Regions from separate parts of the Mus musculus genome. Here region 1 is linked to region 2. A link is a loop called in an ENCODE intact Hi-C map of the cell type or tissue named here. Cell type or tissue: left cerebral cortex. All regions are shown on one strand. Each heading gives the region's core, and the rest is flanking DNA. Links, peaks and the distances in the headings are about the cores only.

Region 1 (5,377 bases), core at 238-5,237, 62 kb after region 2:
AGGAGAGCAGACAAAGAAGATCTATAACTTAACAGTAATCAGTAGTCCAGTCTCTCTCTCTCTCTCTCTCTCTCTCTCTCTCTCTCTCTCTCTCTCTCTCTCATCTATCTCTTAAATATAGAGGATTGAACACAGGGCTTCATACATGCTAACCAGTTGCTCTCCTGCTGGGCTCTCAACACCCCCCAACCCCCATTTTATTTTGAGATGGAGTCTCAGAACAAGTTGCCCTGGTTGGCTTTGAGCACATTCATTCTGTAGCCCAAGCAGGCCTTAACCTGTGGTCCTCCTGAGTCTGTCTCCCATACAGCTGGGATTATAGGCTTGCTGTACTGGGCTTGGCTTTTCCCGCAGTATGGATGTGCTGGAGGTTAAAGTCAGGGCTATACGCATGCTAAGCCCAATCCTTACCAGTGAGATGCTAAACCCAATCCTTACCAGTGAGCTACAACTCTAGTCTCATTGATTACCTTTAAAATGTTGTATCTACCTTAATATTTCACAGCTTGCATTCAATTATATATTTACATTAAATGCATGTGTGTGAGTGGTGTGTGTGTGTGTGTGTGTGTGTGTGTGTGTGTGAAGCACAACAACATGACCTGTGTGGAGGTCAGAGGACAACTAGAGGGACTAGATTCTTTGATTTCACCATGTGGGTCCTGGGGATCAAACTCAGATTCCCAGGCTTGTTAGCAAAGACCCTTTACTCTCTTAGAAACCTCACCTTTTTTTTTTCCCCCGAGACAGTGTTTCTCTGTATAGCCCTGGCTGTCCTGGAACTCACTCTGTAGACCAGGCTGGGCTCGAACTCAGAAATCGCCTGCCTCTGCCTCCCAAGTGCTGAAATTAAAGGAGTGTGCCACCACCACCCAGCTTGTTTTGGTTTTTGGTTTTTGGTTTTGTTTTTTTTCCGAGACAGGGTTTCTCTGTGTAGCCCTGGCTGTCCTGGAACCCACTTTGTAGACCAGGCTGGCCTCGAACTCAGAAATCCACCTGCCTCTGCCTCCGAAGTGCTGGGATCAAAGGTGTGCGCCACCACACCCGGCTAAACCTCACCTTTTTTAATTTTCTGGGTTTGTTTTGTTTTGCTTTGCTTTGTGGAAGGGTCTTAGTGTCTCAGGACTGTTGAGGGGCTCAACAGAGAAGACTGCTCTGACGTGGGTTTAAGCCAATAGAAAGTCTTTATTAGCTGGGTGGTGACTACTCTGGTGTTTGGGATTCCAGTGTAGCCCTTTGCCTTTCTCAGGTGAGCTTTGAAACATAAAAATCAAGTCCTAGCGGGGCGTGGTGGCCCACGCCTTTAATCCCAGCACTCCGGAGGCAGAGGCAGGCAGATTTCTGAGTTCGAGGCCAGCCTGGTCTACAAAGTGAGTTCCAGGACAGCCAGGACTACACAGAGAAACCCTGTCTCAAAAACACCAAGAAAAAAAAAATCAAGTCCTGGGTTGATATCCTTCACTTAAAAGAGCAGGTCCACAGAAGCAGAACCACGGGAGAAATTAGCACAGTTAGTAAGTTTTCCATAACTGTGGACTTTGATGGATGGAGACTTTTAGTTTTGGCAGGCGGTGCTGTCTCCACACTGAGTTTACAGCCTGGATGGTACAATGAACAGTGCTTACATCTTGGAGTCAGTTGTGCTTCAAAGGTCTGGCACCGTGTCACAAGGATGGCCTCAAACCTGCTTATTGAAGACGCTGACCTTGAATCCTGATCCCCTTGGTTCTGGATCCTGACTGCAGAGATTACAAACCTTAGGTGCCATGTTCAGTTTCTTATGATATTAGAGCTGGAACTCAGGATGTCAGGGACTCCAAGCAGCACTCTCTCCACTGAGCCCAGCTCTTTTTTTTTCTTCAGTTCTCTTCCTGGAATCAAGGTTCATACTGCTCTCCTTTCTACCAAATATCCCAAGAGACAGAAATTAGGGGGAGGAAATAGATATCCTGCTGTCTCTGGGGATTTTTTTTTTTTTTTTTTTTTTGTCTCAAATCTTTTTCTTGGGGTAAGTTCAAGGGCGGGAAGGTCACAGTGAGACAATGGGTAGAAAATCCTCTCGGGCTGGAGAGATGGCTCAGTGGTTAAGAACACTGACTACTCTTCCATAAGTCATGTGTTCAAATACCAGCAACCACATGGTGGCTCACAACCATCTGTAATGAGATCTGAGGCTTCCTTCTGGTGCATCTGAAGACAGCAACAGTGTAACAGTGTGTACTTAGATATAATAATAAAATAAATCTTTAAAAAATAAAAATAAAAAAAGAAGATCCTCTCAATGGGCCAAGTCTTTTTTTCTCTGCGGGCTTTGGAAAGTTTGGAAGCTGGATCACCCGGGGTCAAGATCTGCATTTTTATTTTCAGACAAAGTCACATGAGCAGAGAGGAAGAAGCCACCCCACAGGGGCCCTGTAGAATTTAGAACACCGTGTGAAGGAGGCAGGTCCTTAAAATAGAGAAAGGGTTGGTGAAAGTAGCAGAAGTGAAATTTCTGTCAGTCTGTGTGTTCTGCGCTGACTCCCTTGTCTCTGCACACTAGGCAAGCCGACCAGCAGAGGGCTGCACTCACCCTCTGGCCTGAGGAGTTTTAAACACCGTTCTCCTTTGGAAGTTTCCATAATTCTGTTCGCATGGGTGGAGATCAAATCGGGGCTTGAGGCATGCTAGTTTTCACAAAACAACAACAAACAGACAACTAGGTTGGGGATGCTGGGCTTGAGTGTAGCTTAGTAGTAGGGTAACCTTGAGTTACTCTTCAGTACTTCAAAAATACAACACCCCTCAAAACAAGTATTAAACTCAAGAGTCTTCTCACTTGAAGCTAAACAAAACACAGGATTTTGAGATAATTGGGAGCATGCCTTTAATCCCAGCCTGAGGGGTGAGGGGTGGGGCAGAGGCAGACAGATCTCTGTGAGTCCCAGGACAGCCTGGTTTACAAATCCAGGATAGCCAGGGCTACACAAAGAAACCCTGTCTTGGAAAAAAAAAAAAAAAAAAAAAAAGAGTCCCTCGTCCCTCTCCCCAGCCAAAAGGTAAGTGGAGAAGTTGTGTCTTGAGCTAGGGTTTTCTTTTTGGTGGGGTAATGGGTTTTACTACAATGGGATTAATGGCATATACCACCACCCCTGGCAATAAACCAATAAGCCAGGGCTCTCTTTCTTGTCTTAGATTCATTTTACTTTATGTCTTATGGCCTGTAGGTCAGTGCACCATGGTTGTACCTGCTGGGTCCCCTGGAATGGAGGTTATGGTTGTGTGTGAGCCACTGTGTGATTGAGAACTGAATCCAAGCCTTCCACAAGAGCAACAAGTGCTTTTAACTTCTAAGGTTTTTGTTCCTTTGCTGTTTAGACAGGATCTCATTATGTTGCCCTGGCCTTCCTTAAACATAGACCAGACTGTTTTGAACTTACGGAGGTCTGTCAGTCTCTGTTTCCTGGGTGCTGTGACTGGAGGCAAGTGCCACCATGCTACACACTGCCTGCAGCATTTTATTTCTTTTCTTTTTTCTTTTTCTTTTGGTTTTTCGAGACAGGGTTTCTCTGTGTAGGCTTGGCTGTCCTGGAACTCACTTTGTAGACCAGGCTGGCCTCGAACTCAGAAATCTGCCTGCCTCTGCCTCCCAAGTGCTGGGATTAAAGGCATGCGCCACTACTGCCCGGCTGCCTGCAGCATTTTGATGAAGCAGAAATACTTCAGTCCTTGTATTTTAACATACAGCACCCATAAATACATTGCTTTGGCATATTTTAAAGTGGCTATTCTGATAAACTCTGAAAGGATTAATCCTGTAACACTGCCCTTACGTAAGATAAACTATCAAAAAGGAGATCCATGGTGGCATGTCTCTAAATTTTGCCTTCAGAGGTGGAGGCAAGTGGACTGCGTTAAGTGGTGGGCTAGCTTGCTCTACAAAGACAAAGGCAAGGAGACATAACTTCCAGAAACCAAGCTGGTTAGCGACTGACAGGAAATTATGGGCCTAGGCCAGCAGATCTCGCGCGACCTCAGGTTTGGCGCCCGGAAGTGGTTCAAGCCCCGCCCCCTCGGGGCGTGCTGGCTCCGGAGTTGGCCTACCGCGCAGGCGCGAGTCGCCGACTCCGCCCCCTGGGTCCTGCAGTCGGAGCCATTTCGCCGCTGCTTCCATGCGGGTGAGGTGTGTTCTTTCGCCGTTCTCGTGGAAGGTTGGCGCTGCGAACTCGCCTAAGAAGGCTGTGCTCTCGGGCACGGAAAAGCGGAGGAGGGTAAGAAAGGGGGCGTTGCGGCCCCGGACGCGGGCTCATTGCTGCGGGCCGACGCCGGCCTCCGCGGCTCAGCCGTGGCTTTGTTGTGAGGCGCGGGCGGGCGAGCGTGTGGGGGAGGGGCAGCGCGGCGGGTACCCGGATTTACGGGCCGTGGGCGCCTCGCGCAGCGGAGCTCCCGTGGCCCTAGGCCCTGGGGTTCCTTGCACAGACTGGCCGCTCTCGGAGGCCTCTTCCTCACTCGGCCTGACGGGCGGCGGGTGTCTGTAATCAGTTGCGTGTAGGGGTAGCGGCTCGACGCCACCCGGCGCGTGGTGGTGGGGGGTCGTCCGCGGTTCTAATCCGGGACACCCGGGCCCCGTGGGGGTGCCCGCTTTGGGGTCCGGGGCTTCGCTGCAGGTCCTCCCGCTCCGCACTGGTGACGGGGCATGGCTGGGTGGGGCGGGATGAGGAGCAGGTGGTAGGAAAATGAATGCATGATTTAGTAAGTGATGGCGGAATTACACCGCGCAACGGGATAGCCCCGCTGTAGATAACGGTCGAAAGGGAGGGCGCCTCAGTCTGAGGGGTGCACGAGCCTGAGTCTGGCTTTGAGGTGCACAGTGTATCCGCTCCAAAGGGCAATGAGAGATCAGTTACGCCTAAGGCCAGACCTTCCTGGAGGAAGGGAGGGCCGGCCACGTGACCTGAGGGTGCGAAAAGAGATGAAAGAATTTGTTTCCGGGTGGCAAGAATGAAAACACAAAATTGGGAGCCATGACTCTAGCCTTTCATTCCAGCACTGGGGTTTGGTGGTGGAAGGTATTGTTCGATCTCTTGAGTCCGGGGCTACTACACATAGAAATCTTGTCTCATAAAACAAAATTTGATTTATTCCGATATGTGTGTGTATACGAGTATACGTGTATACGTATCAGGTAGTGGTGGCAAGTGAGAGAGGAGCTGTAGAAAAACAAACGAGTAATAGTGGAGGCATTTCTGGAGCCAAAACAGCAGGGCAGATGTGACATGATGGAAAATTTGGCATCCATCTAGGCTCTCGACAAGAGGATAAGTTCTAGGTCTGTAAAAGAAGTTGTGGGGTTTTTGTTTGTTTTTTTGGTTTTTCGAGATAGGGTTTCCTCTGTATA
Region 2 (5,377 bases), core at 124-5,123:
GGCAAAGCAGAAAGAATGCCGGAAAGAATCAAGGTAACCCTTAACTCAGTAGTTCCCCTAGTTCTGCTTCTGCACATAGCACACAATGACTCTCCTGAGAGTCCCAGTGTTCTGACTTAGTTTTACTAGTATATAATTTTATGCATTCTATACTTGCTTATCCAGGAACCACTCTTAAATGTTGTACAAAACTTATTTCATAACTTCAATAGTTTTTTTTTTCCTTTCTTAGGGTCCCAATGTTGGCTCTATTTCATTTTCTTCAAATAATTTCTTCCAACTTTCTTTGCAAGTCAAGCATTAATCTGGAACTACCATTGTGCAGTTACTACTTTGTTTCCAAGATAAGAACACACAGCATGCACCTAGGCCATCAGGACTGTGCTGGGCTGTGCCCCATGCCTCAATCTTTAATTGTTTAAGAATCATTACATCAAGGAACATCTAGTTTCACAGAATTCACCAAAGCAGAAGGAGAAAGAAGTAGGAAAGTCAGACATAATAGAATAATCAGGCACACCAAGGCCAACTGAAAAGCAGTCATGCACAAATGAAATCTATACAGCCATTGTCCAGGGTTAAGATTGGGAGAAATGGAAACAACTATTTTTAACAAAGAGCTGCCTTGGGCTACTGAGATGTCTCCATTCCAGCCTACTGCAGGCAGTCCCTGTCATAGTATGCTGTCGCCAGCAAGTTCCTGCCTCCAGGTGCCTGCCTTGAGTTTCTACTTTGGCTTCCCCCAATGGGATGTGAGCTGAGATATGTAAGCCAAAGAAAGCCTTTCGTCCCCAAGTCGCTTTTGGTCATAGTATTTTATCCCAGCAATGGAACCCCTCACTAAGGCAGCACATAGCTGGGCATGATGGTGCATGCTTTTAGTCCCAGCACTAGGGAAGCAGCGGCAAGAGGATGTCTCAGTTCAAGGCTAGCTTGGTCTAGCTAAAGAGTTCCAGGGCAGCCTGAACTACATAGAGACCCTGTGTCCAAAAACAAAATAAACAAATAACAACAACAACAACAACAAAGACAACACACAAAACAATGGATTCCATCATGACATTTTCATAGACTTGTTTGTTTGTTTGTTTGTTTGTTTGTTTGTTTTTGTTTTGTTTTGTTTTTCAAGACAGGATTTCTCCTCTGTGTAGCCCTGGCTGTCCTGGAACTCACTCTGTAGGCCAGGCTAGTCTCAAACTCAGAAATCTGCCTGCCCCTGTCTCCCAAGTGCTGGGATTAAAGGTAACATTTTCATGCATATGCAACATTATACTTTGTTGATAATTCCCCACACACATATTACTTTAACCCCCACCCCACTGGTCCCTCTCCTCTCAGATAGTCCCCTTATACTATTAGATCTCAATTCCTCATGTGAAGGATATTTTCCTTTGTCCTCCCTCCTTACTTTCTCTTGCTCCCTTCTCCTCCCACTCCCTTTGAACCCCTTCCTTCCCCTCCATAATCCCCCTCCACTTCCATGTCATAGAAAGGCATGTATATACATGTGTGTGTATTAGAATGCAGATAGATAGATAGATAGATACATACATACATACATACATATATACATACACAGATATATAGATAGATACATAGAAAAATAGATAAATAGATACATACATACATATATAGATACATAGATAGGTACATGGATAGATAGATGGATACATACATACATACATACATACATACATACATACATACATTAGATGGGTACATAGAAAGATAGATAGATAGATAGATAGATAGATAGATAGATAGATAGATAGATAGATAGATAGATAGATAGATAGACAGACAGATTCTGCACATTAAAGGAAATGTGTCTTTGTGAATCTGGTTTATTTCTTTTAACCTGATGATCTCCAGTTCTACCCATTTTCCCATAAATGCCATAATCTCATCCTTCTTTGTGGCTGAATAAAGGCATCACTTTCCCCCCATTCACCTGTCTAGACTGTTTCCATAGCTTGGCTATCATGAATTGCTGAGCAGTCCTGTGAGTATGTGAGTATATATGTCTCTCTGGTACATTCCCATGAATGGTACAATTGAATCACATGGTAGGTTTTGTTTGTTTGCTTTTCAGGGGGAATGCAACCAGGTCTTACATAACCTAGGCTGGCCTCAAACTCATGTTCCTACTTCTCCCTACCAATCACTGGGATTACAGACATGCAGTTCCACACCTGTGTGGTATTCTGTATTTAGTTTACTGAGGAACTACCATAATGATTTCCACAGTGGCTGTACCAGGATCATTCTCTTAATACATCCCCAATGGCATTTGGGGGGGGGGGGTTATCTCCTTTCAGATAACACTAGTTTTGTGTGTCAAGTTAACCTAAAACTAGTGAGAACACAGCCTTATACATTAAGAGCCCTCCTCTCCCGACCCCACCCCTTTTTGATGGGTCTCACTGTGTAGCTCAGGCTTCATGACTCTCTTTGTGAGTGGATATTTCCATTCCCAACATTCACAGGGTAACTTACAACTGTCTGTAACTCCAGTACCAGGGTACCTAGTGCCCTCTTCTGGCCTCTATGGGCACTGCATGCATGTTGTGTACAGAGATAACTATACCCACAAAATAAAATAAAGTTTAAACTTTTAAAATTAAAACGGGGGGGGGGGGGGAGAGGGAGAGAGAGAACGAAAGAGATGCACACAGGCATACAAACAACCACAATGGAGTCCAGAGCACTTTGCAAGCTAGAAAGAAAACATATTTTCCCTAAATAAAATAATAAGCATCAAGCCAGGCATGGTGGTGTACGCCTTTAATTCCAGGATAAGACTGATAAGACCGATAAGACTGTGAGAACCTGACTGAAGCCTGAAGTGCTGAGTCTTCAAGGTGAATGAAGGGTGTGGGCACCTCTTCTGGCAGATGGAAATCAACCTCACCTCCTGGGGACAGACTACCCACCCATCTTGTTGATAAATTGACTATGCCAATAAATTAATATGGATCACTCTCAAAAAAGAAAAATACTTGTTTCACTTTCAAAAGTCTTTCTTTTCTTTTTCTTTCTTTCTTTCTTTCTTTTTTTTTTTTTTTTTTTTTTCCCTAGACATGGTTTCTCTGTGTAGCCTGGCTGTCCTGGAACTCACTCTGTAGACCAGGCTGGCCTCGAACTCAGAAATCCACCTGCCTCTGCCTCCACCTCCCGAGTGCTGGGATTAAAGGTGTGCGCCACCACTGCCCAGCTTCTTTTTTCTTTTGTTTTTTGTTTGTTTGTTTTGTTTTGTTTTTTGGTTTTGGTTTTTCTGTATAGCCCTGGCTGTCCTGAACTCACTCTGTAGACCAGGCTGGCCTTGAACCCAGAAATCCTCCTGTCTCTGCCTCCCAAGTGCTGGGATTAAAGGAGCGCACAACCACCTGTGGCCTGTAATCCACTCTTAAAATCTTCTCACTTCTCCCTTTTCCTACAAGGCAATGGGCAGGACTGGAGCAGTAGTGTCAGTCTAGAGAGCCAAGTGGCTGCTAGGCAGCCACCACTGTATCACAACATCTCACATCCAATGCAAACAAGACTTGGCACTTGCAGGACTTGAACAGGAGGAGAACTCCCGGACTCAGAATAATAAGGACAGTGGGTATCCAAGAGGTGCAGGAGCTACGAGTCTTTCACAAAATAGGCTGTGGCCACACCCAAGAAGGAGCAACTAGTGCAGTCTCGGGATTCCAGCCGGTGAAGCAGCTCCCCGGCCCGACGTGGAACTACAACCCCCAGGCTCCCCGCGCGGCCCCACGTGGTCCCGCAGCCCCTGAGTTAAAAGCGCAACCGCGCTGCTCAGAGGAGATCGCGTCTCCAGTGCACAGCAGCCTAGGTGAGCGCGGCGCCACCGAGCAGAGGAGTGAAGTCAGGTACGCTGGGCAGGGTAGCTTTGGGACTGAGGGCGACCCTGCCGCCTGGGGCCAGTGACACTCGGGGATTCTTTGCAGACCCGCGTAGCCTGGCCTCCGGGAACCCTTGTCAGAATCGGTCTCTTAAGCCTTTGAGCAGAAGGGAATTTAGCCGTTAGCTCTAATACACCTATCTCTTATAGAAGAGGTTGCTTGTATTTCATGTTTTGTGTTTTTTCAATATCTCATTTCTAGTTTGCCAAGTATTTCTCAAGTCATTCTCCTTGTTCGGAACTACATCACTTCCCCCTCCTCCCTTTTAAAACTTGGCGGTTTTAAATTTAAGCCAACTTTTGTCTGTAATTTGGCATTCCTTCACATGGATGAGGTCTCCAGGGATCTACCCTCTCCCCGGCGTTTCAACAAGAACATCCCAAGCTCACTTTAAGTCATGGGTGCGAGAGCACTGTGATTATTTGCTCTTAATTCAAATATGAAATATTTCAAAGCATAATATTCCCAAGTTGATCTTGTATCTCAAACTGGCCGCAGACTCTGAGCCTCCTGCCTCCAAGGGGCTTGCAGTGTTGAACAGAAATGAGCTTCTATCCTGCTTATAACGCTGGGATTTTTAATGAAAAGTAACAGTTCAGGAGGAAATCTGAAGTTAAACAATTTCCTATTTGGAGGATCAAGAAATCCTCTTTTCTCTTCTCTTTTCTGTGACTAGGTATCTCTATGATGTAGCCCTGGCTGTCCTGAAACTACAAGTAGACCAGGCTGGCCTTGCTCACGGATCTAATGTTGGGATCAAAGATGTGTGTTGCCATGCTCTGCTGAATCCTCTGGGTTTTGTTGTTTTGATGATTTTGTTTGTTTGTTTTTCGAGACAGGGTTTCTCTGTATAGCCCTGGCTATCCTGGAATTCACTCTGTAGACCAGGCTGGCCTCGAACTCAGAAATCCACCTGCCTCTGCCTCCCGAGTGCTGGGATTAAAGGCGTGCGCCACCATGCCCGGCTTGTTTTGATGTCCTTGAAACTGGGTCTTAAGTAACTCAGGCTGGTCTCCGCTGTCAGCCTGTGGTCAGCCACAGATGGGTTTGAACTCCCAACCCTCCTGCCTCCACCTCCCAGATGCTGGTCTTCAGATGCATAGCAATTCCTTGACTCTTAGAGTGAGTTTGAAAAGTGAGCTACACTGAAGGGATTGAAGTGGGAGACAGATGCTCTGAAGCAAAGATAAGCCACGGGGGAAACAGGCAGTGGCCTCGGGAATGTTTTTGAACAGTGGAGCTGGTACACTGTAGGCATAAAGAAACCTTCCCAGCTGGGCAGTGGTGGCGCATGCCTATAATCCCAGCACTCGGGAGGCAGAGGCAGGCGAATTTCTGAGTTCGAGGCCAGCCTGGTCTACAGAGTGAGTTCCAGGACAGCCAAGGCTAGACAGAGAAACCCTGGAGGCATAAAGAAACCTTCCCAGCAGGCCAGGAAGTTGATGTCATCTGACTAGGATAGAGACAAG

What was found. Peaks named below come from ENCODE experiments on the same cell type or tissue, not always from the same donor. Only the 100,000 strongest peaks of a DNase experiment are listed, where the experiment ranks them.
Region 1: it touches region 2 in a loop (2.4-fold over the local background); 2 of 42 quality-filtered maps call a loop at or near these places.

Annotation. Positions count from the first base shown.
Region 1 is chr1:153,486,406-153,491,782 of GRCm38, reverse strand. Dhx9 (DEAH (Asp-Glu-Ala-His) box polypeptide 9) reads left to right here and starts at 4,123. Exons shown (of 28, transcript NM_007842.2): 1 at 4,123-4,250. In left cerebral cortex, for the core only: a CTCF peak has its summit at 2,543 (motif pointing right); DNase peaks (open chromatin) are centred at 2,462, 4,064, 4,345 and 4,879; H3K4me3 peaks cover 1,578 bases; H3K27ac peaks cover 1,346 bases.
Region 2 is chr1:153,548,146-153,553,522 of GRCm38, reverse strand. Npl (N-acetylneuraminate pyruvate lyase) reads left to right here and starts at 3,809. Exons shown (of 12, transcript NM_028749.1): 1 at 3,809-3,875. In left cerebral cortex, for the core only: CTCF peaks have their summits at 2,535 (motif pointing left) and 3,723; DNase peaks (open chromatin) are centred at 2,533 and 3,773; H3K4me3 peaks cover 915 bases; H3K27ac peaks cover 296 bases.